Regions from separate parts of the Homo sapiens genome. Here region 1 is linked to region 2. The links are chromatin loops, found by intact Hi-C in ENCODE. Cell type or tissue: HepG2. All regions are shown on one strand. Each heading gives the region's core, and the rest is flanking DNA. Links, peaks and the distances in the headings are about the cores only. Region 1 overlaps SMIM14 (small integral membrane protein 14). Region 2 overlaps LIAS (lipoic acid synthetase).

Evidence for each region. Peaks named below come from ENCODE experiments on the same cell type or tissue, not always from the same donor. Only the 100,000 strongest peaks of a DNase experiment are listed, where the experiment ranks them.
Region 1: it touches region 2 in a loop (15-fold over the local background); 2 of 110 quality-filtered maps call a loop at or near these places.

Annotation. Positions count from the first base shown.
Region 1 is chr4:39,550,577-39,566,135 of GRCh38, reverse strand. It overlaps SMIM14 (small integral membrane protein 14), which reads left to right. Exons shown (of 5, transcript NM_174921.3): 4 at 9,566-9,708; 5 at 13,978-15,559. The coding sequence ends at 14,010. The region is part of intron 2 of UGDH-AS1 (UGDH antisense RNA 1); the gene reads right to left. Among named protein-coding and RNA genes, the nearest start is that of UGDH-AS1, 31 kb to the right of the region's middle. In HepG2, for the core only: no CTCF peak of the experiment used is centred there; a DNase peak (open chromatin) is centred at 7,715; H3K4me3 peaks cover 396 bases.
Region 2 is chr4:39,460,460-39,476,018 of GRCh38, reverse strand. LIAS (lipoic acid synthetase) reads right to left here. Exons shown (of 11, transcript NM_006859.4): 2 at 15,057-15,229; 3 at 13,730-13,823; 4 at 12,414-12,494; 5 at 10,817-10,973; 6 at 10,677-10,734; 7 at 8,373-8,501; 8 at 5,855-6,000; 9 at 4,713-4,783; 10 at 2,808-2,919. Among named protein-coding and RNA genes, the nearest start is that of LIAS, 9.2 kb to the right of the region's middle. In HepG2, for the core only: a CTCF peak has its summit at 6,458; DNase peaks (open chromatin) are centred at 5,448, 6,458, 8,358, 10,757 and 1 weaker place; H3K4me3 peaks cover 365 bases.

The DNA of each region.
Region 1 (15,559 bases), core at 2,938-10,937, 90 kb before region 2:
GCCATCATCATCTCGTATGTTAATAGATTATTGCAACAGGTTCTTAACTGTCTGTATTAGTCAGTCTTCACACTGCTAATTTAAGACATACCCAAGACAGGGCAATTTACGAAAGAAAAGGGTTTATTGGACTTACAATTCCACATGTCTGGGGAGGCCTCACAATCATGGCGGAAGGTGAAAGGCATGTCTTACATGGTGGCAGTCAAGAGAAGAGAGCTTGTGCAGGGAAACTCCCCTTTTTAAAACCATGAGATCTCGTGAGACTTGTTTACTATCATGAGAAGAGCGCAGGAAAGGCCCGCCCCCCATAATTCAATCACCTCCCACCAGGTTCCTCCCATGACATATGGGAATTGTGGGAGTTACAATTCAAGATGAAATTTGGGATGGGACACAGCCAAACCATATCACTGTGTTTCTGTTTCTCGTTTTTCAAAACACAACAGATGGAGTGGTTCTGTCAAAATGAGAGTCAGATATCATCTGCATTTTGCTCAGAACTCTTCAGTGGTGTCTGGGCACAGTGGATCACACTTGTAATCCCATTTTAGGAGGCCAAAGCAGGCAGATCACTTGGGCTCAGGAGTTCAAGACCAGCATAGGCAACATGTTGAAATCCTGTCTCTACAAAAAATATAAAACTTAGCTAGGCGTGGTGGCCTGTGCCTATGCCCCAGCTACTCTGGATGCTGAGTTAGGAGATCACTTGAGCCTGGGAGGTTGAGGCTGCAGTGACTGTAATTGAGCCACTGCACTCCAACCTGGGTGACAGAGTGAGACCCTGTCCAAAAAAAAGAAAAGCCCTCTTCAGTGGTTTTCTATTTAATATGTAATAGAAGCTTATTATGACCTATAAGGCCAACATGATCTGAATCCTGTTACTCTTTTGATTTAATCTTTTTCTTTTCTTTTCTGGAGACAAAGTCTTACTCTGTTGCCCAGGCTGGAGTAAAGTGGTGCAATCATGGCTTGCTGCAACCTCAACCCCTTGGGCTCAAGCAATCCTCCCACCTCAGCCTCCTGATTAGCTGGGACCACAGGTGTGTGCCACCACACTTGGCTGATTTTGTTTGTTTTTTATTTTGTAGAGATAGGACCTCATTATGTTGCCAAGGCTGGTCTTGAACTCCTGGCCTCAAGTGATTCTCCCACCTCAGCTTCCCAAAGTGCTGGGATTACAGGCGTGAGCCACCACACCCAGCTTAATCTTTTTCTTATATCCCACCTCACTATACCACCAATCCCAGGTCACTTCACTTCAGCCACATTGGCCTCCATGAACATCCCACAGGCTCCTGAATCAGGAGTTCTCGCTGTTCCTTGTGCCTGAAATGTGCTTCTTTCGGATAATCTCACAACTGACAGCCTCACTTTCTTTACATTTTCACTCCAGAGTGCCTTCTTAGTGAGGCTTCCCTTAGCCCCCTGCTTAAAAGTCATGTATTTCATTTTTAATAGAATCCTTTAAACAAAAGAGAGGATGCTTTCCATTCAGGTTATCTTTATCTAAAAAACGCTAATCTGAAATAACACTATGGGGCACCCTCGCAGAACACAATATGAAAGTATAGGTTGAATATCCCTTATTTGAAATGCTTGGAGCCAGAAGTGTATTCAGTTTCAGATTTTTTCAGATTCATTTACCAGTTGACCATCCCTAACCTGAAAATGTGAAATGTTCCGATAAGCATTTCTTTTGAGCATGATGTCAGCTCTCAAAAAGTTTTGGATTTTGGAGGATTCTAGATTTTTAGAGTAGGAATACTCAGCCTGTAGGAGAATAACAGATCTACATTAGGGAATGATAGAGATCACCCTTGACTCAGCTTGAAAACTGGTAGCTGTGCTTAGGATAATGTAATTACTGTATAGGACCAAAAACTACAGGGTTAGAGCATACCGGTGTATTGTCCACTTTCACTGCTGTTCTGTTTTTGCTTTCCCCAGCGGAAACCTATATAAGTTTATACAAATAATCTTCTGAGGATGGGCCAGCTCTTAGAGCCTCTGTCTCTACCTTTTCATCCTCTTGGTATCCAGCTAAGTTAACAGCTTCATTGTGAATATTCCATTTGGCATTTTATTTGTGAGGCAGGGGAATTGCTTGAAACTGGGAGGCGGAGGTTGCAGTGAGCCAAGATGGTGCCACTGCACTCCAGCCTGGTGACAGAGCAAGACTCCGTCTCAAAATAATAATAATAGAAGAAGAAGAAGAAGAGGAAGAGAAGGGGAAGAAGAAGAGGAGGAGGAGGAAGAGGAGAAAGAAAAAAGAAAAAGAAACTTGAGGCTCAGGGATTATATACCTAAGAGGTGGTACAGTCAAACAGCTATGAGATGGTCTCAGTTCTTAAAAAGTTAATTAGGAGAGACGGGAAACCATTCCTTCAAACTAGAAATGCTATACTAGTCCAGAGAAGGCAGAGGAAAAAGTGGGTGGAGGAAATGGAGATTTTTATGGAAGAGGGATGTAGGTTATAGGTGAATAAATGGAGTTAGTTGTAAGAACATGCCAGACAGGGAAATAACGAGTACCCCAGGAAGACTGAATTTGCATAGTTGGCAAATGCTGCCAGACAAGTTCGCATTCAACTGTTGCATCAGATTCATTTGGAAAGCTTTTAAAAAATATTGTTGGCTCCTGATCCCACCCCGAAGCTGCTCCTGAATCAGATGGTCTTAGGCAGTGCCTTAGAATCTGTGGTGTTGATACTGTCACAGGCTATTCTGATGCATAGCCAGGCCAGGGAATCCTTGGCTAGAGAAAGAAGAGGGGCCGGGGGCGGTGGCTCATGCCTGTAATCCCATCACTTTGGGAGGCTGAGGTGAGTGGATCACCTGAGATCAGGAGTTCGAGACCAGCCTGGTCAACATGGTGAAACCCAGTCTCTACTAAAAATACAAAAAATTAGCCGGGTGTGGAGGCGAGCACCTGTAATCCCAGCTACTTGGGAGGCTGAGGCATGAGAATCACTTGAACCCGGGAGGCAGAGGTTGCAGTGAACAGAGATTGTGCCATTGCACTCCAGCCTGGCCAGCAAGAGTGAAACTCCGTCTCAAAAAAAATAAAAAAAAGAAGAGGTATGGGGGTGACTAGAGCAGAGGATGCATTTTCTGAGAAGTGGTAAGAGGTAAGATTAGATGAGTAAGGCCCAATCATATGAGGAAAGGCTGAGCTAAAGAACTTAGAGTTGCTGGGCACAGTAGCTCATGCTTATAATCCTAGCACTTTGCGAGGCTTAGGTGGGTGGGTTGCTTGAGCTCAGGAGTTAGGGACAAGCCTTGGCAACATGGCAAAACACCGTCTCTACTAAAAATACAAAAATTAGGGTCAGGTGGGGTCGCTCATGCCTGTAATTCCAGAACTTTGGGAGGCCAAGGTGGGCAGATCACTTGAGCTCAGGAATTCGAGATCAGCCTGGGCAACATAGTGAGACCCTGTCTCTAAAAAATAAAAAAAGTTTTAAAAATATAAAAAAATTAATTGGGCATGGCAGCATGCGCCTACAATTTCAGCTACTCAGGAGGCTAAGGTGAGAGGATCACTTGAGCCTGGGAGGCAAAGGTTGCAGTGAGCTGTGATTGTGCCACTGCACTCCAGCCTGGGAGACAGAGTGAGACACTGACTCAATAAAAACAGAAAAACCCCAGAGTTGAAACAGTAGGCAGTGGAAACTGAGTTACCACATTGATCAGCAGAGATGTGTTAAGAGCAGAGGGGATTTTTTGTTTGTTTGTTTGTTTGTTTGTTTGGGGGTTGAGACAGGGTCTGTCTCTGCCACCCTGGCTGGAGTGCAGTTGTGTGATTACAATTCACTGCAGCCTTGACCACCTGGGCTTAAGTGATCCTCCCACCTCAGCCTCCCGAGTAGCTGGGATTACAGGCCTGCACCACCACACTCAGCTAATTTTTTAATTTTTTTTGTAGAGACAGGGGTCTCACTATGTTGCCCAGGCTGGTCTCAAACGCCTGGGCTCCAGGGATCCTCCTGCCTCGGCCTCCTAGAGTGCTGAGATCACAGCCATGAGCCACTGTATCCAGCCAAGAACAGTTTTAAGCAGACTTTTCTGGCAGCAGTAAGCAAGAAGGAAAAGCTGCAATAGGAACCAAGCTAGGAGATAGTTAAGGGAACTACGAGTCATATTACTATTGTGAGATTCTAAAAAAGAAGTGGACATTACTATTTGGTTGTTGTTGTTGTTGAGATGGAGTCTCACTATGTTGCCCAGGCTGGAGTGCAGTGGCACGATCTCGGCTCACTGCGACCTGTCTTCCGGGTTCGAGCAATTTTTCCGCTACAACCCCCCAAGTAGCTGGGATTACAGGTGTGCACCACCATGCTTGGCTAATTTTTGTATTTTTAGTAGAGATGGGCTTTGGTAGAGATGGCCAACACCATGTTGGCCAGGCTGGTGTTGAATTCCAGACCTCAGGTGATGCACCTGCCTTACCTTCCCAAAGTGCTGGGACTACAGGTGTGAGCCACCGTGCCCGGCGTGAGATTCTAAAAAAGAATCAGGGATCCTTTGTCTAGAAATAAGAATTAGTAAACTTGGAATCTGAGGTTTAACTCTCTTAAGCTTCAGAATTTTTTACTTGCAAAGAATATTAAAAAGTCATGGCTGGGCATGACTACTGACTGACACCTGTAATCTCAGCTCTTTGGGAAACCAAGGCAGGAGGATTGCATGAGGCCAGAAGTTCAGCACCAGCCATTTTGCCCAGGCTGGTCTTGAGCTCCTGAGCTCAAGGGATCTTCCTGCCTTGGCCTCCCAAAGTGCTGGGATTACAGGCATGAGCCCCATCAGGTCTGGCCTTAACTATTATTTAAAATAAAAATAATAGTATAGGTTGAATATCCCTAATCTGAAAATTTGAAGTGCTCCAAAATCTGAAACTTATTCAGTGCTGACATGATGCTCAAAGGAAATGCTCATTGGAACATTTCAGATTTTGGATTTTAGGATTAGGGCTGCTGAACCAATAAGTATATTGCATATATCCCCAAATCTGAAAAAATCCGAATTCTGAAACACTTGTATTCCCAAGCATTTCACACAGGGAAACTCAACATGTATTTGCTTTTAAAAAAAAAGAAAAAAAAATCACTCTGGAAACAATATAGAGCACAGGGGAAGCAGGAGTAGATATAGGGAGATCCCTTAAGAGGCCACTGCAATAGACCAGATAAGAGGTTATGGTAGCTTGAGCAGGTGGGGACATGGAGCTAAAAGTGGGCAGATACAAGTGATATTTAGGAGGAAAAATTGCAAGAAACTTCATGATGGATTAAATACAGGGCTGTTGAGAAAGAAAAAAGGTGTTTTCTTAGGTTCTGCCCTGGGCAACTGGATGAACAGAGATCCAGTTTGGTAGTTGGGGTGGAAGGGGGTAGGGCGGGGGAGATGCTCATGATTTTTGTTTGGAATACTAAAGTACTGAATATGTTAAGTGGAAGGTGGGATTTCTGCATTTTGTTTTGTTTTGTTTGAGACGGGGTCTTGCTCTGTCGCCAGGCTGGAGTGCAGTGGCGCGATCTCAGCTCACTGCAACCTCTGCTTCACGGGTGATCTCTTGACCTCGTGCTTCCTGGATTTCTGCATTTTTAAGAAGTTTTCAGTTGACTCTGATATATACCATAGTTTAAGAACTATTGATGTTGGCTGATTGCGGTGGCTCATGCCTGTAATCCCAGCATTTTCGGAGGCCAAGGCAGATGGATCACCTGAGGTCAGGAGTTTGAGAACAGCCTGGCCAACATGGTGAAATCCCAGCTCTACTACAAATAAAACCCAGGAGGCAGAGGTTGTAGTGAGCGGAGATCGCGCCACTGCACTCCAGCCTGGTGACAGAACGAGATTCCATCTCAAAAAAAAAAAAAAAAGAAAAGAAAAGAACTGTTGATATAAAGAAAAAGAGAATTATTGATGAAGGAGTGTCCAACTGTTAGACAATGGTAGTGACACAGAAGACAATGGAAGAAAGTGTTTGTTTTTGTTTTTGTTTATGTTTTGAGACAGTGTCTGGCTCTGTTGCCCAGGCTGGAGTGCAGTGGTGCAATTACAGCTCACTGCAACCTCCACCTCCTGGGCTCAAGCCATCCTCCCACCTCAGCCTCCTGAGTAGCTGGGACCGCAGGCACACACCACCACACCCGGCTATTTTTTTTTTTTAATTTTTTGTAGATACGGGTTTTTGTCATGTTGCCCAGGCTGGTCTCAAACTCCTGAGTTCAAGGGATCTGCCCGCCTTGGCCTCTCAAAGTGCTGGGATTACAGACATGAGCTGCCACGCCCGGCCTGTTTAGCTGTTTCTAGGGAAGTGACTGGGTTTGGAACAGAGGCTACATTCCTATCCATCCTGCTCTTAGGCCAGCTCAGCTCTTTTTAATATATATTTTGTACTAATTTGTTTGCCATAAGACTTCGTTGCAGCAGGGCCAGCGCAACTCTTAACTTGACTTTGTCCGCTTTTATCACTAGCCTTTTGGCCTCAGCAGTGCCACCAATTCCTTCCCTTTTGTGGAATTGAGCCCTGGACCCACTGACCCAATGCAGTGTATCAGATTAGTTTCAACATCTTATCTGGATTTCTTTTACTTTTTCCTGAGGCAAGGAGATCAAAACCAAACAGCTGTGGTCTTGACAAGCTGTTTTAGTAATCACCTAGGGATACTACATTTTCCTCTAGAAATCTAATCTATAATTTTTATTTCTTTTTCTTTTCCTTTCTTTTCTTTTTTTTTTTTGACAGGGTCTTGCTCACTCGCCCAGGCTGGAGTGCAGTGGTGTAATCTGAGCTCACTACAACCTCTGCCTTCTGGGTTCAAGCAATTCTCGTGCCTCAGCCTCCTGGGTAGCTGGGACTACAGGCTCACGCCACCCCACCCAGCTAATTTTCGTAGAGATGTTGCAGTCTCACCAATGCACCTTCATATATTGGTTTCTCTTGTGAGGTATCACCCTGAGTTCTTTGTCTCGCCTCTAAAATGATTAAGGAGCATGGTCACAAGGGTGAAGTTGGAGCGAAAATGTAATAAGCAAAAGGAGAAAGCTCTCTGCAGAGAGGGGAGTCCAAGTGGATAGCTTGGTTACAGCTGAATGCAAAATGCTTTTATAAGAAACTGCAGCCAGGCGCGGTGGCTCATGCCTGTAATCCCAGCACTTTGGGAGGCCGAAGCAGGCAGATCACGAGGTCAGGAGTTTGAGACCAGCCTGGCCAACATGGTGAAACCCCATCTCTACTAAAGATACAAAAAGTTAGCCAGGCATGGTGGCATGTGCCTGTAATCCCAGCTACAGGGGAGACTGAGACAGGAGAATTGCTTGAACCCGGGAGGTGGAGGTTGCAGTGAGCTGACATGCCATTGTATTCCAGCTTGGACGACAGGGCAAGACTCTGTCTCAAAAAAACAAACAAAAAAAAGAAACTGCTCTCCTCCTTGTAACTGATTGAGTAATTTTTCTTTTTCGAAAAGCTGTCTGTGCAACTCCCTTTTTCCAGCTGTGGGATTGTTTCTAAGCACAAAGCACAGCTTCTCTTCTTTGTATAACTGGGTTTTTTTAGGTAAGCCCACTCCGCCCTATGCAAGTTCCCACGGAGCCCACTGTGTATATGCCTGAAAAGGGGAGGAAACTTTTTCCTGGGAGCTCACTGATTGTACAAAGAACAAAAAGGCTTGTTTGCTTTACTGGCTGCTTATCTGTCCAGGCTTATCTGTGCAGCTGCAGCAGCTGTGATTTTTCAGGCAAGCACTTCTAGGGGCCCAGCCTTAACTGTTTACCTAATGGATTTTTCCTTTTCTTCTCCCTCAGAGATGGGGTTTCACCATATCGCCCAGGCTGGTCTCGAATTCCTGAGCTCAAGCAATCCACCCATCTTGGCCTTCCAAAGTGCTGGGATTACAGGCGTGAGCCAGTGCACCTGGCCATTTTTATTTCTGAAAATTGAGTTCTCTAATATACTTCAATAAAAAATCTACGTTTCATTTATTAGAAATTTGTTAACCTCATATCATGGGTCAGGCACTGTGCTAGGCACTTGTTATTTCAAATTAAATAAGACGTGGCTATGTCAAGGAACCAGGAAAAACTGATGCCTGTATACGCACATACATCCCTGTCTAGCATTTTTCTCTTGATAAATAGAAAAAATTGATAGAAGAGAAAAATTGATAAAATTTTAAAATATCTAGATCTGAATTCAACTCCTTTGTGTGAAAAAGAAGGTCAAATTAATCTCTTTGGTTGAGACTGTAATTCAAGGGGTCTTTTAATGTATATATTACGCAGCCCAGATGTCCCCTTTCTTTTTCATGATGCCTCTGTAATTAAGAAGCAGATTTTTCCCCCCAAAGGAGAGTGTTTTTTCTGTGGTCTTAACTTGGATTCATATGGATTCGTGGCTTTGTGGGTTCTTAAACCTTCCACAATTATATACAAAATTGTGGAATTTGGTATACATGAGTGCTTTTCATATTTATTTTTAATCCAGAATGGATCAAAAAGAACAATCATGAAGGATGTAGGTGCCAGACACAGGGCAGAAGGTAGCTAGAAAAGTAGATCTTAGGGAAGTTAGGGCCCCTAGCCTCATTAATCTACAAACATGGCATGGCCGGCTTGCCTTGCAAGACCTCAGTTGAAGACCCCATGAATTCTTAAAATGGAAAGAGTTCTTAATTTTTATCAAATTCTCAAATGATTCTGTTACCCCAAAATATTAAGAATTATTATACTATTAAAAAATGTGTTAGAGACTAGTCCAGGCAACATAGTGAGACGTCGTCACTACTAAAAATTTTAAAAAAAATTAGGGGTGTGGGGCAGGACACAGTGGCTCACACCTGTAATCCCAGCCCTTTGGGAGGCCAAGGCAGGTGGATCACCTGAGGTCAGGAGTTCGAGACCAGCCTGGCCAACATGGTGAAACCCCGTCTCAACTAGAAATACAAAAATTAGCTGGGCATGGTGGCGCATGCCTGTAATCCCAGCTACTCAGGAGGCTGAGGCAGAATTGCTTGAACTTGGGAGGCAGAGGTTGCAGTGAGCCAACATTGTCCCACTGCACTCTGGCCTTGGCAACAGAGTGAGACTCCATCTCAAAAAAAAAAAAAAAAATTGTTAGAGACCAGCCCAGGCAACATAGTGTCTCTACTAAAAATAAAAATTAAAAATTAGGTGCATGGGGCATGGTGGCACACACCTGTAGTCCCAGCTACTCAGGAGGCTGAGGTGAGAGGATCCCATGAACATAGAAGGTTAAGGCTGTAGTGAGCTATGGTTGTGCCACCGCACTCCAGCCTGTTTGATAGAGCAAGACCCTGTCTCAAAAAACAAAAACAACAAAAACTTACTAAGTTTTGGTTTATGACTATTTAACATCATTTACTTTTTAGATGTTCTCACTGGGGGAAAGGGAAATTGAAGATATAATATGTACTTTTGTAATTTATCAATACAATTTTTATATTAATACAGTAATTGAAACTGACATTTAAACATTAGAATTTGTTTTTACTTTTAACAATATTGTGAGCATGCTACATTTTTTGTTTGTCTTTAGTACCGGGACCCTCTGGTGATAATGGCATCAGTGTTACAATGATCTTGGTAGCCTGGATGGTTATTGCATTGATCTTGTTCTTACTGAGACCTCCTAATCTAAGAGGATCCAGCCTACCTGGAAAGCCAACCAGTCCTCATAATGTAAGTGTTGCAGATTTTAAATGCTTTTTGGGTAAGGGAATGTATGTGGCCTGGGGCAGGGAAGGACTTGGTTTTGACTAAAACACCTAAATTAGTTAAATTATATTTAACTCATAGAGTATTCTACCTATGTAGTTCTATTAAATATTGCAATTCCAAGATTTAATTGACAGCTTAATCTTTATGGAGTTAAATGCAGAAAGAAGCACAGACCAGAAGCCCAAAATTAATTTGAAAATGAATTCCAATCCTTTTTTTTTTTTTTCAGACAGGGTCTTGCTGTGCCGCCCAGGCTGGACTGCACTGGTGCGATCTTAGCTCACTGAAGCCTCCACCTCCTAGGCTCCCACCTCAGCCTCCCAAGTAGTTGGGACCACAGGCATGCACTAGCACACCTGGCTAGTTTTTTGTATTTTTTTGTAGAGATGGGGTTTTGCCAGGTTGCCCAGGCTTGAATTCTAATCTTTACTCACATGAGAAGCATCAAAAATAATCCATTTCATAATCCACAGCAATATTGCTCAAGTCTCAATCCTCCACTACCCAGTTCTGTCCACCTCACAGTTGATCCCTTGCCTCTCATGCTTCCAGCCCCTAAACTCTTAGTAGCTTTAGTTGAAATGTTTGACCCCCTTCTGTCCTAGCTATTCAGTAGAGACACTGAGCCTGTCTTATTTTATTTTCCTCATTTTCCCATCCTATTTCTCTCAAACCCATTTTCCATTTCTGTACCACAGTAAATCAGCTGAGCTGGCAAAAGGAGAGGTCGGAATCATTCATGTTGATAAATCTTGATAGTCATGATTACAACCATTTTTAGAACCTTCTAAATTAAAACTATGATAAAGTGACCCAATAGGGAGTTTTCAGGACTATCTTTAAGAGAACCTCTGTTGGCCAGGCACTGTGGCTCACGCCTGCAATCCCAGCACTTTGGGAGGCCAAGGGGGGCGGATCACCTGAGCTCCGGTGTTCAAGACCACCCTGGGCAACATGGTGAAACCCTGTCTCTACTAAAATACAAAAAATTAGCCAGACATGGTGGCATGCGCCTGTAGTCTCAGCTACTCAGGAGGCCGAGGCATGAGAATCGTTTGAGCTCAGGAGGCAGAGGTTGCAGTGAGCCAAGATCACACCACCACACTCCAGCTTGGGCTACAGAGTGAGACTATGTCTCAAAAAAAAAAAGAACCTCTGTTAAAGGATTCCTTTTAATCCTTTTCAGAACCAGTATTTATGTTTTTTTTTTAACACTGAATTTGAATATTATCTCTTTAAAAATATTTCCATGAGGCCGGGCGCGGTGGCTCATGCCTGTAATTCCAGCACTTTGGGAGGCCAAGATGGGCGGATCACCTGAGGTCAGGAGTTCGAGACCAGCCTGGCCAACATGGTGAAACCCTGTCTCTAGTAAAAATACAAAAATTAGCTGGGCCTGGTGGTGGGCACCTGTAATCCCAGCTACTCGGGAGGCTGAGGCAAGAGAATTGCTTGAACCCAGGAGATGGAGGTTGCAGTGAGCCAAGATCGTGCCATTGCACTCCAGGCTAGGCGGTGAGAGTGAAACTTCGTCTCAAAAAAAAAAAAAAAAAAAAAATTCCATGAATTTGCCAGTTACCTCTATTTAGCCATTCTACAAATGTATACATATTTCAAAACATGTTGTATATGACAAATATATACAATTTTTATTTGTCAATTTAAATAAATGTTAAAATTTATAATTAAAAAACTATAAGGTAATAGAGCATCAAAAAAAAAAAAAAAAAAAAAGGAAAATTTCCATGATAGATTTGCTTGTTTTTGTTGTTTTTTTTTTTGAGATGGAGTCTCACTCTGTCCTCCAGGCTGAAGTGCATTGGTACAATCTCAGCTCACTGCAGCCTCTGCCTCCCAGGTTCAAGTGATTCTCCTGCCTCCACCTACCGAGTAGCTGGGATTACAGGTGCACGCCACCACATCTGGCTAATTTTTGGATTTTTAGTAGAGATGGGGTTTCACCATGTTGGCCAGGCTGGTCTCAAATTCCTGACCTCAAGTGATGTGCCTGCCTCGGCCTCCCGAAGTACTGGCATTACAGATGTGTGTCACCACACCTGGCTAATTTTTGTATTTTTAGTAGATACAGGGTTTCGCCACGTTGGCCAGGCTGGTCTTGAACTCCTAACCTCAGGTGCTGTGCCTGCATTTGCCTCCCAAAGTGCTGGTATTACAGGCATGAGCCACCATGCCCGGCCAGATTCACTTGTATACCAAATTATCCCACTAATTCTCTTTTCCAACCTTTACCTTGTGGAATTCCTAAAATAATTGTTTCTTTTCTCCAGTGTTGTGGTGTTGATATCAGAAGTTCAGTTAGACTCATTTTTTATATAAGAGAAAGCAAATGTGCAGTGTTAATTGGTCAATGTTTTGCTTTGTTTTTTAAGGAATAGAACATTTAGATATGTAGCATAGAAAGAAAAAAAATCAAAACGAAAAACATACACAAAAAAGATACGTAGCATGCTAACTTTAAGAAAGAAGGCATTATAGACCAGGCGCGGTGGCTCTCACCTGTAATCCCAGCACTTTGGGAGGCTGAGGCGGGCGGATCACCTGAGGTCAGGAGTTCAAGACCAGCCTAGCCAACATAACCAAACTCCGTCTCTATTAAAAGTACAAAAATTAGCCAGGCATGGTGGCGCGTGCCTGTAATCCCAGCTACTTGTGAGGCTGAGGCAGGAGAATTGCTTGAACCCAGAAGGTGGAGGTTGCAGTGAGCTGAGATGGCGCCATTGCACTCCAGCCTGGGCAACAAGAGCGAGACTCCATCTCAAAAAAAAAAAAAAACCGGCATTATTAGCACTATATAAAAAGCCTTACATTTATTTTTATTTTTTCTTGGAGAAGAGAGTATTTATAAAACAGCTTGCATATTGTCTTGATAAAGTGTTTATTCCTTAGCCTTCTTTCTTACTTTCTTTGTATAGCTTTGTTACTTTCATATCAAAGAGTAAATTCCTCAATGTTTGGAGCTAAAGAAATAGAACTCTTAATAACCTGACTTAGAAATCATTACAGTGGGCTGGGCACGGTGGCTTACACCTGTAATCCCAGCACTTTGGGAGGCTGAGGCAGGTGGATCATTTGAGGTCAGGAGTTGGAGACCAGCTTGACCAACATGGTGAAACCCTGTCTCTACTAAAAATACAAAAAAATTAACCAGGTGTGGTGGCACATGCTTGTAATCCCAGCTACTCGGGAGGCTGAGGCAGGCGAATCACTTGAACCCGGGAGGCGGAGTTTGCAGTGAGCCGAGATCTCACCACTGTACTCCAGCCTGGGCGACAGAGTGAGACTCTGTCTCAAGGAAAAAAAAAAAAAAACTATTAAAATGACAGAAATGCAAGATTACCCTCTCCTGGACCTTAATTCATTGTAGGCCAGTGTTTCTAGGAATAGTAGTTCCACTATCTTAGGAATAAGTAAGAAAATGTGTTGAGACTAATTCCAAGGAGAAATATTGATCACCCCCAACTCGGGCGTCATGTATCATTTCAGGGTAAATAAATAAAATCTTGAGAATCTTAAAAACTCTGATCTTTCCTTTACAGTTCACTTGCTTTCTATTGCAAGTTAACAAAAGTCAATTCCAAGTGGTTTAAAACAAGTGGCTTCATTGATTTACACGTCAAAAAAATTCAGAGGTAGGGTCAGTGTTAAGAAAGTTTCAACAGTGTCATCAAAGACCTAGTTTCTTTCCTCATACTAACAACTTCATTCCAAGATGGGCTCCCCTTAGGGTTATAGGATGACTACCAGAAGCAACTGCAGCCACATGCATCCTCGTAGACATTCAGTATTGAGAAACAAAAGTCCCTAGCTTCATTTTAAATATACAGTACTTTGCTTAGCCAATCGACTTTAGCAAGAGGGATGAAGATATTTTCATAGGTTTGAAGATCACTCCTGGGGTTGGCAGGAGTGATAACATCACTGTTGTACAAATTCCCTCTCTCTTCCATTCTACAGGGAAAAATGAGACAAATGGTGGAAAATCACAGTGTTATTTAATCTAGTGTTCCCTCATGTAAAAACATATGAAAAGTCCAAATAAGCATATATTTGGGATGGGATGGTTGGGGGCATTGCTGCTCAGTTGTTTCTCTATGTGTTAGATTGGTTGCACTGGGATTTAATAAGTCAATTTTTAAAAAAGTAATAAATTTTAAATTTTTTTGAATTTTTAAAAAGTCAATTAAATAATTTATTTCTTTCTAATGCCAGGGACAAGATCCACCAGCTCCTCCTGTGGACTAACTTTGTGATATGGGAAGTGAAAATAGTTAACACCTTGCACGACCAAACGAACGAAGATGACCAGAGTACTCTTAACCCCATTAGAACTGTTTTTCCTTTTGTATCTGCAATATGGGATGGTATTGTTTTCATGAGCTTCTAGAAATTTCACTTGCAAGTTTATTTTTGCTTCCTGTGTTACTGCCATTCCTATTTACAGTATATTTGAGTGAATGATTATATTTTTAAAAAGTTACATGGGGCTTTTTTGGTTGTCCTAAACTTACAAACATTCCACTCATTCTGTTTGTAACTGTGATTATAATTTTTGTGATAATTTCTGGCCTGATTGAAGGAAATTTGAGAGGTCTGCATTTATATATTTTAAATAGATTTGATAGGTTTTTAAATTGCTTTTTTTCATAAGGTATTTATAAAGTTATTTGGGGTTGTCTGGGATTGTGTGAAAGAAAATTAGAACCACGCTGTATTTACATTTACCTTGGTAGTTTATTTGTGGATGGCAGTTTTCTGTAGTTTTGGGGACTGTGGTAGCTCTTGGATTGTTTTGCAAATTACAGCTGAAATCTGTGTCATGGATTAAACTGGCTTATGTGGCTAGAATAGGAAGAGAGAAAAAATGAAATGGTTGTTTACTAATTTTATACTCCCATTAAAAATCTCTAATGTTAAGAAAACCTTAAATAAACATGATTGATCAATATGGCAGATGATTTACAGTCCATTATATGACATTTGTAAGCCACTCAACACTAGCCTTACAAGGTTCATGAAAGGAGGAAAACATTAATTCTTTCTGCCTTTGCTGATATAATCCACATAGTAATAATTTAAGCTATAATTTATTTTTAAAATGAGTGCCTCTTGGGAAGCTTCTTTTCTGTTCTAACAGTTCCCTGTTAAAATGAAAATCTTAGGCCAGTGCAGTGGCTCACACCTGTAATCCCAGCACTTTGGGAGGCTGAGGTGGGTGGATCACTTGAGGTCAGGAGTTCGAGACCAGCCTGGCCAACATGGTGAAACCCTGTCTCTACTAAAAATACAGAAAAATTAGCCAGGGTTGGTGCATGTGCCTGTAATCCCAGCTACTCAGGAGGCCAAAGCAGGAGAATTGCTTGAACCCGGGAGGTGGAGGTTGCAGTGAACCAAGATCGCACCACTGCATTCCAGCCTAAGCAATAGAGCGAGACTCCCTCTCAAAAAAAAAAAAAGAAGAAAATCTTAAAGCTGTATTAGGGCCTGTTAGGTTACTGATATTTGAATGCCTATTTACTTATTTACTACATTGAGTCTTTTGTTATCCTCTGACCTATAAAATATTTTAATAAATTACTGGTTTACTTCAAGGGAAAAGAAGGAAAATGAGAAACATACATCTTTTTTTCACTCCTTATCTCATTCCTGTTTGGTGATGGGATGGATTGGGGTAGGAAGGAATGTTAATATGAGAGAAATTTTAAAATGTATAAAAAAGTAAAAGGTTGTATTGTTTTGCTCAGTTTGAAATAAAGTGAATACCAATAGCACTTAAAAATGTCTGCATGGGCTG
Region 2 (15,559 bases), core at 3,037-11,036:
ACTAAATCACTTACAATTACTGGTTTTCAAAGTCCCCACATTCTGTCACTCAGTGCTGAATCAAATTCTTGGGTTTTCAAACTATGATGAGCTACTAGTTCATTAAAATGTTTTAAATTACTATTTTTATTTATTTATTTTTGAGACGGGGTCTCATTCTGTCACCCAGGCTGGAGTGCAGTGGCACGATCACAGCTCACTGCAGCCTCAACCTCCTGGGCTCAGGTGATCCTCCCACCTCAACCTCCTGGGTAGCTAGAACTAGAGGTGCCCACCACCACCCAGCAACTCAGCCACCCAGCTAATTTTTGTATTTTTGTAGAGATGGGGTTTTGCCATGTTGCCCAGGCTGGTCTTGAACTCCTGGGCTCAAGTGATCCACCCGCCTCGGCCTCCCAAAGTGCTAGGAGTACAGGCGTGAGCCACTGCACCCGGCCTTAAATGTCTTTATAGGAACTAGGAACATACAGAATATTACTAATACTGGAGCATTAATTTTTTCAAATAGAATTTGTCTAATTTAAACATATTTAAGATTTAGACCCCAATATATAAAGCAATCATTTAAAACATCACCACTTTAGATAAAAAAAAAAAATACCTAGTTTATTTATTTATTTACTTATTTATTTATTTTTGAGACAGAGTCTTGCTCTGTTGCCCAGACTGGAGTGCAGTGGCATGATCTTGGCTCACCACAACCTCTGTCTCTCGGGTTCAAGCAATTTTCCTGCCTCAGCCTCCCAAGTAGCTGGGACTACAGGCACACACCACCATGCCCGGCTAATTTTTGTATATATATTTTTTCTTTTGGAGACAGAGTGTTGCTCTTTCGCCAGGCTGGAGTGGAGTGGCAGGATCTTGGCTCACTGCAACCTCTGCCTCCCAGGTTCAAGCTATTCTCTTGCCTCAGCCTCCCGAGTAGCTGGGACTACAGGTGCGCAGCACCATGCCCAGCTAATTTTTGTATTTTTAGTAGAGATGGGGTTTCACCATGTTGGCCAGGATGATCTCAATCTCTTGACCTTGTGATCTGCCCACCTCGGCCTCCCAAAGTGTTGGGATTTCAGGCATTAGCCACCACGCCTGGCCAATACCTAGTTTATTTTTAAAGAGACAAGGTCAGCCGGGTGCGGTGGCTCACACCTGTAATCCCAGCACTTTGGGAGGCCCAGGTGGGCGGATCACAAGGTCAGGAGATCGAGGTCATCCTGGCTAACACGGTGAAACCCCGTCTCTACTAAAAATACAAAAAATTAGCCAGGCGTGGTGGCGGGCACCTGTAGTCCCAGCTACTCAGGAGGCTGAGGCAGGAGAATGCCGTGAACCTGAGAGGCAGAGGTTGCAGTGAGTCAAGATTGTGCCACTGCACTCCAGCCTGGGCGATGGAGAGAGACTGCATCTAAAAAAAAAATAATAATAATAAAATAAAAAATAAAGAGATGAGATCTCACAATGTTGCTCAGGCTGTATTTGAACTCCTGGGCCCATGCGATCCTCCTGCCTCGGTCTCCCAAGAAGTTGGGACTATAGGCACACACCACCACACCTGGCCTAGCTGTTTCTTTTTTTTATTTTATTTTTGAGACACAGTGTCTTGCTCTGTCACCCAGGCTGGAGCTGTAGTGACACGATCATAGCTCACTGCATCCTTGAACTCCTAGGCTCAAGTAATCCAACTGCCTTCCAAAGTGCTGGGATTACAGGCATGAGCCACCTTGCCTGGCCTATTTATTCTTTTTTTTTTTTTTTTTTTGAGACAGAGTCTTGCTCTGTTGCCCAGGCTGGAGTGCAGTGGCACAATCTCGGCTCACTGCAAGCTCGGCCTCCTGGGTTCATGCCATTCTGCTGCCTCAGCCTCCCGAGTAGCTGGGACTGCAGGTGCCCGCCACCATGCCCGGCTAATTTTTTTGTATTTTTAGTGGAGAGGGTTTCACCGTGTTAGCCAGGATGGTCTCGATCTCCTGACCTCGTGATTTGCCCGCCTCAGCCTCCCAAAGTGCTGGGATTACAGGTGTGAGCCACCCCACCTGGCCAGCCAATTTATTCTTAATCATTATAATTGTTAAGTCCAACTGACAGGGACATCATAAACACTTTCTAGATTAAATTCGGTCTTCAGATATGTTCTTTTGGATCCTCCGACAATCATTATCACATGACTTTTTATCCCTTGGAAAATGATTTTCTTTTCATAAATCAATTCAAGCTATTGATTAAAATAAGAGCTGAAATTCCAAAAGTAAAAAAAATTTGCATTGTAGCTAGTAAAACAACTAAACGTTCCTACGGAGAAAAATAATCTTATGGATATTTTTCTGTTGCCTCTGGGGGAAAAATACAAAGAAATTTAATGATGCAAGCAATGCTATCAAATAAGATACTTTTCAGTGCTTAAACTGATTGAAACTGAGTCTGGAGATGCAGCTGGCATCATTTCCAAATAAATATGTATTTCTCAGAAAACCCTATTAGATGCTTGACATGCTCTGTCATTTCTGAATAACCTACTACTGAAATCTACACATAGAAAAAATTAATAAACTAATTGTTTCTGCTTTTACTATAGTAGCTGAGTTACAAAGCAGGGGGCTGAATTTGTTTAAGAAACAAAAGATTAAGAGAAACTTTTCTTAATATGATCCCCATGGAGCAAAGCTCCTAAGGATGTTCCAGAAGAAAAACTACGCCCTCTACCAAGACCACCAAAGGTATTAGAATTTGTCAAGAGTTTTAGTGACTGGTGGTAGAACTTAATGTGGAAAGTTAACGGCCTAAATGAAACCATGCCCCACAATCTAACTTACCTGCTTTATATGAAGAACGCACCAAAGGGCCACTTGCAGTATAATGAAATCCAAGTTCATTTCCTACTTTTTCCCAGTATTTGAATTTTTCAGGAGTAATATATTCTTCAACCTAGATTTAAATAATTACTTCTGATCAGATTTTAGAATTCCACTTTGATTCTGCAGAAAGTCTATACCTATGTATGCAGAATGCTCTTCACTGCGTAATTTATCTTGCCCCCACCCCCAGGCTTTTGTCCTCTCCCTCCTCCCTGACTACGTGTTTACTGGTTACTTTTTGGCCACTCTATTGGGATGTAAATACAGGGAATTACAGAGACAGGGAAGCATATCAATTTTGTGCTACAATGGCTATTCCAAAGGACAGAGAAAGAAGAGATTATCTACAGATATTATTTATCTATATTTTTCCTTCGTTAACAGCTAAATTCAAGAATTACTCATGCTTATCTGATTCTTGAGGACAAGACTGTCTTACTCAACTTGTATCTTCTGCTTAGCACTGTGACTGGCACATGGTCACTGCTCAACACAAGCTTCTTGAATGAATGGATAAATGTCCATGATAGAAATAGAAAGAATGGTTTCCCATTCTTTCTTCGCCTCTGGCTCTAACATAACAAAAACAAGTTACACAATAACCAAGTGTAAATGAGTGCCATTTCCCAACTTTTAAATTCTTTTTCTCTAGGTTCACTTGAGTTGTGAAATTTGTGAAGAGAATGGGGGAGGCAGCAAATATGTGCAAACGTAGCTGATTTATGTAGATAATAAAATGAAAACTGGGACTTATAAGAATACAGCTGAGCCTTGAACAACATGGTAACTGCACAGGCCCACTTATACAAGGATTTTCTTCCATTTCTGCCACCCCTGAGACAGCATGACTAACTCCTCCTCTTCTCCCTTGTCCTCATCTACATGAAGATGATGAGGATGAAGACCTTTATGATGGTCCACTTCCACTTAATGACTAGTAAATATATTTTCTTTTCCTTATGATTTTCTTCAAAAAATTTTTTCTCTAGCTGACTTTATCATAAGAATAAGATGTGTATATATGTGTGTGTGTGTGTGTGTGTGTATATGTGTGTGTGTATATACAGATATACACACACACATACGTATATATATAAGTACATGTAACATACAAAATGTGTGTTAATTGACTGTTATTGGTATGGCTTCCGGTCAACAGAAGGCTATTAGTAGTTATGTTTTTTTGGGAGTCAAAAGCTATACATGGGCTGGGCGCAGTGGCTCACACCTGTAATCCCAGCACTTTGGAAGGCTGAGGCGGGTGGATCACCTAAGGTCAGGAGTTCAAGACTAGCCTGGCCAAAATGATGAAACCCCATCTCTATTAAAAATATAAAAAATTGGCTGGGTGCGGTGGCTCACGCCTGTAATCCTAGCGCTTTGGGAGGCCGAAGCGGGTGGATTGCCTGAGCTCTCAGGAGTTCGAGACCAGCCTGGGCAACATGGCAAAATCTTGTCTCTAAAACTACAAAAAAATTAGTCGGGTGTGGTAGTGTGTGCCTGTAATCCCAGCTACTCAGGAGGCTGAAGCATGAAAATCATTTGAACCTGGGAGGTGGAGGTTGCAGTGAGCCGAGATTGCCCCACTGCACTCCAGCCTGGGCGACAGAGCGAGACTCCGTCTCAAAAAAAAAAAAAAAAAAAAAAAAAAATTATATATATGTATATTTTAGCCGGATGTAGTGGCACCCGCCTGTAGTCCCAGCTGCTCAGGAGGGTGAGGCAGGAGAATCACCTGAACCCAGGAAGCAGAGATTACAGTGAGCCGAGATTGTGCCACTACACTCCAGCTCAGGCGACAAGAGCAAAACTCCATCTTTAAAAATAAAAAAAAAAAAAAAAAGCAAATCAAGATACATGTACCTTAAGGTGACGCCTTGTTGGCTGCATATATTGTCCTAAAGTCAAGCAGTCTACATCTGCCTCACGAAGTGCTGTAGGAAGAAAAGCACAAATTACATTAGCAAATACTTTAATTGTAGATCTAAGCATAATTTTCCTAAGGAATATTTAAAAACGGTGTGAACTTTATGACAGTCCATAATCTTCATGTTGGGGAATAAGACAACATCTATTCATTCAAAAGTATTATGTGCCAGGGACTGTGGTAAGGACTGAAAACAATAATAATTAAGACAGTCATGTAGGGCTGATACATACAAGGATAAATACTTCTAATACTATGGAATCAATGCTAAAATAGTAGTGGAGGGTATTTTAGAGTAGGAGTCTGGTAGAAAAGGTATGGGAAATGGTATATGCAAAAACCTCAATGCACCTATATTATAGAGCAAATATGTTGCATTAGGCTTTTACTCAATGCACAAGATATGCTATGGGGGCTGTGATTTAAACTATGACATATCAGAATCTTTCTAATAAACTGTGTGCAATGTGGTAAACAGCAGGTCTTGATTATTATATGAACTTATTACTCTTTGAACCACTAAATAACTACAAGTAGTCCAAGGGTCCTCAGCTAAAATTAAAACTTTGAAATTCCAAAGTTTAAAAAGTCCAAGAATCACAAAGCAAATGGACTTACGGGACTAAAGTTCAGCAAAGTCCAAAGCACACCATGTTATGTGACAATGCTACAAGTAAGCTCTTTCTCAGAGGCCTGGATTAGTCTCATTGATCTATGAACTGTCAGTGCCTGGTACCAGGCTGGCTCTCCAAAAGTGTCCAATGATAGAATGAGAAAAGTGGATGAAATCATGCTTTCAGTGGATGCAAAGGATGGGGAATAAAATGGGATATAAATTTTGTATCCTGAGCGTCATGCATATCACTCCATGAAATTCCAAGAAAATTTATTTCCTTTGCTTTTTTTTTTTTAACTTGTATTTTAGATTTGAGGGTGCATGTGCAAGTTGGTTTCCTTTTCATGCTGCCATCTATAACCATATACTTTTCTTTGTTCTTAGAAGGGCCTTCAAAGTGAGTGGGTTCCTGCTATTACTCAAATTACATGGGAAAGATTTTTCATTTTTCAATTTCTTTACCTTTCATTGTTGCATATACTTGCTCATCATTCTCGCCTAAACCCAACATTATAGATGTTTTAGAAATAACATCAGGCTGAACCTTCTTGGCATGTTTCAGTACACGTAGGGACTGATCAAAATTGGCCCGAGGATCACGAACCTTACTGGAAAACAGCAGGACTGTTGTCAGCAAGAATTACAAGTTCAACCAAGTACATAGTTATGCAAGCAACCTGAAAGACCAGAGAAGTACATTCTGCACATTATCTTAAATCACATAGTTCAAAGGTAGCATTTATGCACAGATGCCTGTTAATTTAGGAAAGAAAAGGCCTCACTGGGCTCCCTAGTTCTATCTCAAGCCTGGGGCAGAGAAAAGTAGAATGGAAGAAATTACTTCAGTTTATGCATTGAGAAACCAGAATTCTGAAGCGAAAAATTAGAAGAGAAAGGAAAAAAAGCAGAAGTAAGAGAGTCTCCATACTGAACAAAGAAAAAAATAAGCTGAACCCACATGTCAGAGGGTTGAAACTTTCAAGTTCATTTCTTTTCTGAAGACTAAGCTGCCCTCTGCTGGTAAGTATACAACACTGCCACATATTAGGTAAAGAAATGCATGATTCTGGAATTTTCACTGGAAAGGATCATGTTTTTAAGTGAAACCAGGGAAACTGGCACCCACTGGTGGTGGTATCATGATGAGGTTGGAACAGGCTGTGTCCTAGACTTCAACAATGGCCAAACCACCATGGCTTAAATGACTTATCCTTTAAGCCAAAAGGCCAGAAAGCTTCTGATGTTAAACTGGATTTCATTTCAATTCTAATGCAGCTTTATTTTCTGTAATTGTTTTTCATTGGAGACTAGTTAACAGGAAAGAGAAGAAACAAATTTATGAACTTAAAAGTAACTGAAACTGACATTATAGAAATCACTTTTTAACAGAATTTCTCCACTGAAATTAAGTTATGGTCTCTACTGTTTATGATTTAGTGAAAATGGTGGTTATTGTTTACTGTAACTTCTTTCAGGCTCTATGACACAGATCATATGTAGAAGCTAATAAAATCACTGCTAAATGCTAAAATTAAAGAAAAAAATGATATTACTCTTGCCCGAAGCTTAAAATGTTCATTTTTCTAAAATTTGAATGGATGTGGATAACAATCCTTACTTTTTTTCTTACATCAGTGTTACTTGCCAATGATTAGTCTTAATTACTGAAATTATTAGGAATAAGAAAGCATAGTGTCTACTTTTTTTAAAAAGTACATCTGAATGATATGAGTTTTTTTCTTTTTTTTTTTTTTTGAGACAAAGTTTTGCTGTCGCCCAGGATGGAGTACCATGGCACTATCTCGGCTCACCGCAACCTTCGCCTCCCGGGTTCAAGCAATTCTCCTGCCTCAGCCTCCAGAGTAGCTGGAATTACAGGTCTGCACCTAGCTAAAATTTTTTGTATATTTAGTAGAGATGGGGTTTCATCATGTTGGCCAGACTGGTCTTGAACTCCCAACCTCAGGTAATCCGCCCGCCTCGGCCTCCCAAAGTGCTAGGATTATAGGCGTGAGCCACGAGTTTTTCTTCTGCATCATTTATTACACATATTAGTGCTGAATATATATATATAAATATATATGAATATATATAATATAAAAAAATATATATATATATATATATTTTTTTTTTCCTTTCTCTTTCTAGATGGAGTTTCGCTCTTTTTGCCCAAGCTGGAGTGCAATGGCGCAATCTCACCTCACTGCAACCTCCGCCTCCCGAGTTCAAGTGATTCTTCTCCTGCTTCAGCCTACCGAGTAGCTGGGATTACAGGCATGTGCCACCACGCCTGGCTATCTTGTATTTTTAGTAGAGACGGGGTTTCTCCATGTTGGTCAGGCTGGTCTCGAACTCCCAACCTCAGGTAATCTGCCTGCCTCTGCCTCCCAAAGTGCTGAGATTACAGGCGTGAGCCACAGCATCCAGCCAAATATATTTTTGAAGTCTTTTCTTTAGAATTACAACCAAAGCAATTGCTCTAGTGTAATTTTTTCCCTCCTTTGAAAACTTTATTTGTGGGGAGGGGGAAACAAACAACTTATTGAAATTTGCAGTATGATATTATTTTAAAACAAAAGAAAAAAGATGTTAATTATTTGTGGGTATTAAAACACACACAGTAACTTAGTAATATGAGTTACTAACATCTTAATGTTTGTAATATAAAAATTAAGTATATTATAAATATAAAAATACAAATATGTAGTATAAATATAGTGTTTATAATATAAACACTAAGGTGTTAGTAACTGATATTGCTGGGTGGAAATACTATTATGGGTGATATTTATGCTGATTTTGTTGGTGATATTTTCTGATTTTTATGTAAGAGACATAGATTGAGTTTGCCTAAAAAACAAAAAAGAATAGAGTTTACTTTGTAAAAGTCAATGGCAAAGTTCAGCCCTGGAAAAGGCAAGAATATATGGCATATTTTGACCCGCCTAACTTCCCAACATTACTTTGTACACGTATTCACCTCTGTAATTCCGGGACTGTTTCTACATTATGTGCATACACATCTAATCCTGACAGAGCAACTTTTTCTATTGCTTTGAGATCACCTCGAAAATCAGGAGTAAGACACTCCACAAGGATTTTTGGATTCCTAAGGGGAAAAGAGAGAATTATCAAACAGAGAGAAAGAACTGACATACCTGTTCCTCAAAATAGAAATTATCAGTAATCGTTCAGTATGCTTCAACACAGTAACCTTTAGAACTTTGTCAAGAAAAGTATGAACATACAGATGTTCATACATGAACCATTATTAAAAAAAAAAAAGCAGACCGTTAAATACTATGTACACAGTGGTTAAAACACACCTGTAGGCAAACTGAATAAAATTTCAAATTATATATAGTAGACTTTTAAACCTAATTTAAGTAGGTTTTAGAAAAAGTAAATAATTGCAAGAAACTAAAATATGAAATATTAAAACATTAAATATAAAACTTTACTCATTGGAAAGTAAATTGAAGTATTTCTTATATAAATGTGAGTATTATTTGATTGCTTTAATTTTGATTTCTTTAAAAAGTCATCAAATCATGCTCTCCTCCCTTCCTCTAGGCAAATATTTCACAAGTGCTACGGGTTTTAAAAACTATTTTCTGGGTTGCTGAGTCATGAGCTTTGTTAAACGAAGTACGAGCTAAACATTAATCTTCCTATTTATATTGTGGCTATATCTATTCATCCAAGTATTATAATGTGAACTGGGTCACAGAGCTGTTCCCTTTGACACCAGCAAAAACGACTGAAACAGCTGACACATTTTTTCACAAACCCACTGGCAAAGTGTCTGGAGTTGTTCCCTGAAAGAACAGATGTAGAAAAGACCACATGTACACCCTTATCATGAATATAAGAGATATTCAAAGAACATATCCTATAATTTTTTTTTTTTAAATAAAAACAGGGTCTTGCTCTGTTGCCCAGTGCATCATAGCTCACTGTAACTTTAAACTCCTGGGCTCACGCAATCCTTCTGCCTCAGCCTCCCAAGCAGGTAGGACTATGGGCACATGCTACCACATCCAGCTATTTTTTTTTTTTAATTTATTTTTTGTAGAGACAGCATCTCCCTATGTTGCCCAGGCTGGTCTTGAACGCCTGTCCTCAAGCAATCTTCCTGCTTTGGCCTCCCAAAGTGCTAGAACTACAGGCGTGAACCACTGTGCTTGGTTCTATTGCTTTTTTAAACTGAAAGCTGAGACCCACTGAAGCTTGTAAAATAAACCTAGTGGATTGCAAACAGATTTTTCAAAAATGAACTATAGTAAATAGAAAATAGAAAATACTAGGGAATCATTTAAAAAATTTACTAAGTGCGCTTAGGTGCCAAACTAGTACTGAGCTGTAGAAAATTAGAATAATCTCAGCACTTTGGGAGGGCGAGGCAGGAGTATTGGTTGAGGTCAGGAGTTTGAGACCAGCCTGGGGAACATAGCAAGATTCCGTCTCTAAAAAAAAATGTAAAAACATTAGCCAAGCGTGGTAGTGTACCTGTAGTCCCAGCTACTTGGGAGGCTGAGGCAGAAGGATTGCTTGAGCCCAGAAGTTTGAGGCTGCAGTGAGCTATGATCATCAGGCCGCTGCACTCCAGCCTAGATGACAAAGCAAGACTGTCTCTTAAAAGAAAAAACAAAACAAACCCAAAAAAACAGGCCGGGCGTGATGGCTCAGGCCTGTAATCCCGCACTTTGGTAGGCTCAGGTGGGTGGATCAATTGAGGTCAGGAGTTTGAGACCATCCTGGCCAACATGGTCAAACCCTATCTCTACTAAAAGTACAAAAATTAGCTGAGCTTGGTGGCGTGGGCCTCTAATCCCAGCTACTCGGGAGGCTGAGGCAGGATAAATGCTTGAACTGGGAGGCAGAGGTTGCAGTGAGATGGTGCCATGCACTCTAGCCTGGGCAAAAGAGCGAGACTCCATCTCAAAAAAAAAAAAAAATCATTACTAAGAAGACCAGGTTTATACTTTTTAAAGAAAATTATTCAAAGTTTAGACTAATGCTCTAATATGAGGGAGGGATTCTATGGGCTAAAGGTCTATGGGTAAGTTCATGTCACTGAGCCCCTAAAATTCTCTGCAAATATGTATCTGTACATACAAATATGCTTTTTCCAAAGAAATGTGTACATAATTTCCAGTGAATTATCAGAAAACTATGAAACTCCTCAAAAAGTGAATAATCCCTGTTTCAAGGTAATGAACTTAAACTTAACTCATATGGGTCCAAAAAGGTCCTTAAATTACACAAATGCAAAAATAAGTACCTTTCCTTTAAATATGATACGGTCTTTGCAATGTGTTCAGCTCCCCCATCAGGCATATCTAGAAACAAAAGAATCCACTGCTCAGGATGATGTCATCATTTAGAGCCAGTTTCTGGTAGAGGCCATGATGACACACTAACCATCTCGATCCACAGATGTCAGGACAACATAATCCAGACCCCATTCTGCAATTGCCTTTGCAGTATTGTAGGGCTCACTGGCATCCAGTGGAGGAGGATTTCTTGCAGTCTTAACAGAACAAAATCTGCAACCTCTTGTACATGTGTCACCCATCAACTAGAATAGAAATGTTACAATTTAAATGAAATAGACAGATGACCCTTAAGGACATAATGTTGAGAGAATAAAGCAAGTTGCAAAGAATGCATACAGTTTGGTTCTGTTTATAAGAAATTTGAAACATTCAAAACTAAATGATAGTCAAGGAACATAAATATATGTGATAAAACTAAAAAGGGAAATAATAAACTCAGCAATAAGAATAGTGTTCAGGGGAAAGGGGATGGGATCAGGAAAGGACGCAAAATTTAAATTTAAAAACAAAGCAGGGTGCAGTGGCTTGCTCCTGTAATCCCAGCTACTCTGGAAGCTGAGGTGAGAGGATTGTTAAGAGTCTGAGACCAGCATGGGCAACACGGTGAGACCCTGTCTCTAAAAATTAGCTAGTGTAGTGGCATGTACCTGTAGCCTCAGGTATTTAGGGAGGCTGAGATAGGAGGATTACTTGAGCCTAGGAGTTCGAGGCTGCAGTGAGCTATGACTGTGCCACTGCACTCCAGCCTGGGTGACAGAGTGAGACCCCCATTTCTTAAAACAAAATAGAAACACAACTGAAAAATGGGATTCTAATATACAGTTTAGGGGGTACAGAGGGGTATTCAAAGATAATGCTAACGTTTTAATCTCAAACTGGAGGTATGAGGGTGTCTGTTGTGTTATTCTTTATAACTTACACAGTTTATAAGATACTTTTTTTTTTTTTTTTTGAAACAGGGTCTTGCTCTGTAGTCTAGGCTGGGACGCAGTGGCATGATCATGTCTTACTGCAGCCTCAACCTGTTGGGCTCAAGTGATCCTCCCACCTCAGCCTCCTCAGAAGTTGGGTATACAGGCAAGTGCCACCATGCCCAGCTAATTTTTAAAAACTTTTTTTTTGTATGGACAAGGTTTTACCATGTTGCCCAGCTGGTCTTGAACTCCTGGGTTCAAATGATCTGCCTGCCTTGGCCTCCCAAAATGCTGAGCTTACAGGCATGAGCCACTGCACCCGGCCTATGAAGATACTTTTATATCTATTCAATAATAAAAAAAGATGATTTTAAAAGACATAAAATATATGACAGATCAATGTACAGGTCTCTATGGATGTAAAAACAGAAAGCACAGCTCCTTCTTGTTGAATATGTTAAACAGAAAACACATAAAAAGCTAAGCAATCATGAATAATGTTTCCAAACATTGATAGGAGAGGTATCTCAAGGCAGCACGTGATTAACTATCACATAAATGAAAGAACCAATAATAGATTTATTCAGAGAAGGGTGAGATTACAACAGGTTGGATTATTCCATCAGGTTTTTTCTTAATATTTTTCATAAATGCAAATGTAATGAAAAATCTGACCAGAGATTCATAATGCACATTTTTAGGAGGAAGACACAAAATAGTCCCTTTCAGTTTCTAGACTAAAGCCATAGAGGTTGAGGCTGGCCCTACCATGATCGTGGCTGTGGCGGTGGCATATTCTCCACCTCCCCAACACTCTCCAATATTGGGACATCGAGCTTCCTCACATACCTGTATGCAAAAGGAAATGGAACACCATTAGGTTGACAATATCCACCAACTAAACAGTTGGTGACTGTGATTAGACATTTTAAACTTCTCATTGTTTACAACATATTTTTGAAGACATTCACTATTCAAAAATGCTGTTAAGACCAAGTGCGCTGGCTCATGCCTGTAATTCCAGCACTTTGGGAAGCTGAGGCAGGAGGATTGCTTGAGCCCAGGAGTCTGGAACCAGTCTGGGCAACATAGTGAAATCCTGCCTCTACAAAAAATCAAAGTTAGTCAGGCGTGGTAATGTGCACCTATACTCCCAGCTACTCAGAAGGCTGAGGAGAGAGGATCACTTGAGCCTGGGAGGTCAAGGCAATTGTACCACAGCACTCCAGCATAGACAACAGAGCAATGCCCTGTCTTCAAAAAAAAAAAAAAAAGGCTGTTAAACTGCCCAACTCTATATTAAGATTAGAGTGTAGTGAGCATGTCCTATAGAGGTGTACTCCCTTACATAATTATGTAAGAATGGACAGACTTGAATTTTTATTTTTTAAGATGGAGTCTCACTGTCGTCCAGGCTGGAGTGCAGTGGTGCCATCTCAGCTCACTGCAATCTCCACCTCCCAAGCTCAAGTGATTCTCCAGCCTCAGACTTCCAAGTAGCTGGGACTACAGGCTCACGCCACCACGCCCAGCTAATTTTTTTTGTATTTTATTAGAGACGGGGTTTCACCATGTTGGCCAGGCTGGTCTTGAACTCCTGACCTCAGGTGATCCTCCCACCTCGGCCTTCCGAAGTACTGGAATTATAGGTGTGAGCCACCGCACCTGGCCAAAATCCAATTTTTAAATTAAAAACTTTACGAATGTATATACTTCATATGTGCAAATAAAAAAGTCTGAAAGATTATATACTGAAGAGTTAAAGGTAAAGGAGTATGGTTTATATATGGCATTGCGTATGTGACATACCTTCATATTTAATTTTATATTCTTTCCAACAAATCATATATCTAATTTGCAATATAAAACAAACAAAGCCTTGTTTCCAAACTCGTAGGGCAAAAAATCTCTTTGTTTGCCGGAAAAATGATTCTAAATATATTTCCATTCCTGGTAGTAATGTATCACTTAACATATTTACTTTCTTTGCTATTATTTATATATTTATTAATAATTTTTAAGTTATATAAACGTAGAAACATGGCTTTTGGTGAAGAGGGATAGTTTACACTTTGACAACTTACTGTATGGAGATTTAAATTCCGCAAAGTATTTTTCAGTTTATTGTAATTTTTCCCCATGGGAATCTCTGTCTTTAGCCATGGAGGTAGTCTTAACCTAAGGAAAGCCAAACATAACTATCTATTAACAAATATGCTGCCAAATAATTACACAGCTTTGAAGTTAATTTCTTCTATTACAATTCCTAGTTAATAATTTTTTCTATAACCTTAGAATAACTCTTATAATTTCTGTCATAGGAGTAAGAACACAGAATCAAATTTAGCCTTGCTCAAACCACTTTAGAAAACACCAATAATGGCCGGATGTGGTGGCTCATGCCTGTAATCCCAGCACTTTGGGAGGCCGAGGTGGGCGGATCACAAGGTCAGGAGTTCGAGACTAGTTTGGCCAATATGGTGAAGCCCTGTCTCTACTAAAAATACAAAAATTAGCCGGGCGTGGTGGCAGGCGCCTGTAGTCCCAGCTACTTGGGAGGCTTAGGCAGAAGAATCCCTTGAACCCAGGAGGCGGAGCTTGCAGTGAGCCAAGATTGTGCCACTGCACTCCAACCTGGGTGACAGAGCAAGACTGTCTCAAGAACAAACAAACAAAAAGAAAACACCAATAATGGAGTGTAACAGGGCGCTATACTCACGTCTACCTTTTTTGCAAAGGCAGAGTTACACTATTCTAATAAGAGAATGAGCAAGTTTTCAAATATCTCATCCCTCATGAATGATACTGCCAAAAAGTACTCTACTTGTTTAGACTGAGGAAAGATCACAACTGTGCACTGTCTGCTCTACATTCTAGATTTTATAGTGGTTACTCAATGGAAAAAAGATCTAAAATTTGGACTGGAGACTGTGTATCCTTGGTTCTCCATGACTTCCATCCACTTGTGATATAGAAGGAGCAGGATTAAGTTATCTTTCAACTCAATCTACCTTCTACATAAAATTCCATCATTCTTTTAAATTAAGGCAAGGTATCCATAGGTCACATGTAAATTGACTAGGAGAAGCACAAGTTAGATCATCAACAGCTACTAACCCAGATCTAACAGACTAGTAGCAAAGCAGTAATCTTTACTCTGAAGAAGTTGGATGCTGGGTAGAAAATGGGGAGATGGCAGTGTAACATAGTAAGGGCAAGAGAAAAGAGAAAGATTCCAAAAATTTCATCTGCTTACTTGTTCTATCTAGTTCTGTTATCACATCTTTCTAATGATTTTTAGCTAAATTTAACAAGTCTGATATTAAAAACAGATTCTAGGGCTTGGTTATATCTGAAAATAATGCACAATAAAGGAACGGGACGTTAAAATTATCTCAAATTTTCAATTACCTTTCTCCTTTCTGGCGTTTTAGGTTTCCTTTATATTCATCCCAGGTGCTCCTGTCTGCAAGATCACCAGATACAAAATCTTGAAGGTCTGGTCCATTCTGTAGGAGTTCCTTTTTTTTATCTGGCAAGGAGCTTAACGGTCTGACTGGGCTGCAAAAATATCTCCCAAATACCTAAAGAAAGAGTTAATTATGACGTTTATTTAGTGGAGTCCGTAATAATTTAGTTTTAACCCATCATAACACCTAAACGGAAGGGTAAAGCCAAAAAAGTGATTCAGAAATTATGTCAAACTAGGAGCTCTAGTATTCTAGGGCATTAGAATATAAAAGATGACTGAAGGAACCAAACCTAAAAGAGAGTAAGAGTTGACTGTTTACTACTGAGTTTAGAATAGATTTGGAAATCTGTTTTTTTTTTTTTTTTTTTGAGACGGAGTCTTGCTCTGTTGCCCAGGCTGGAGTGCAGTGGCGCAATCTTGGCTCACCGCAAGCTCCGCCTCC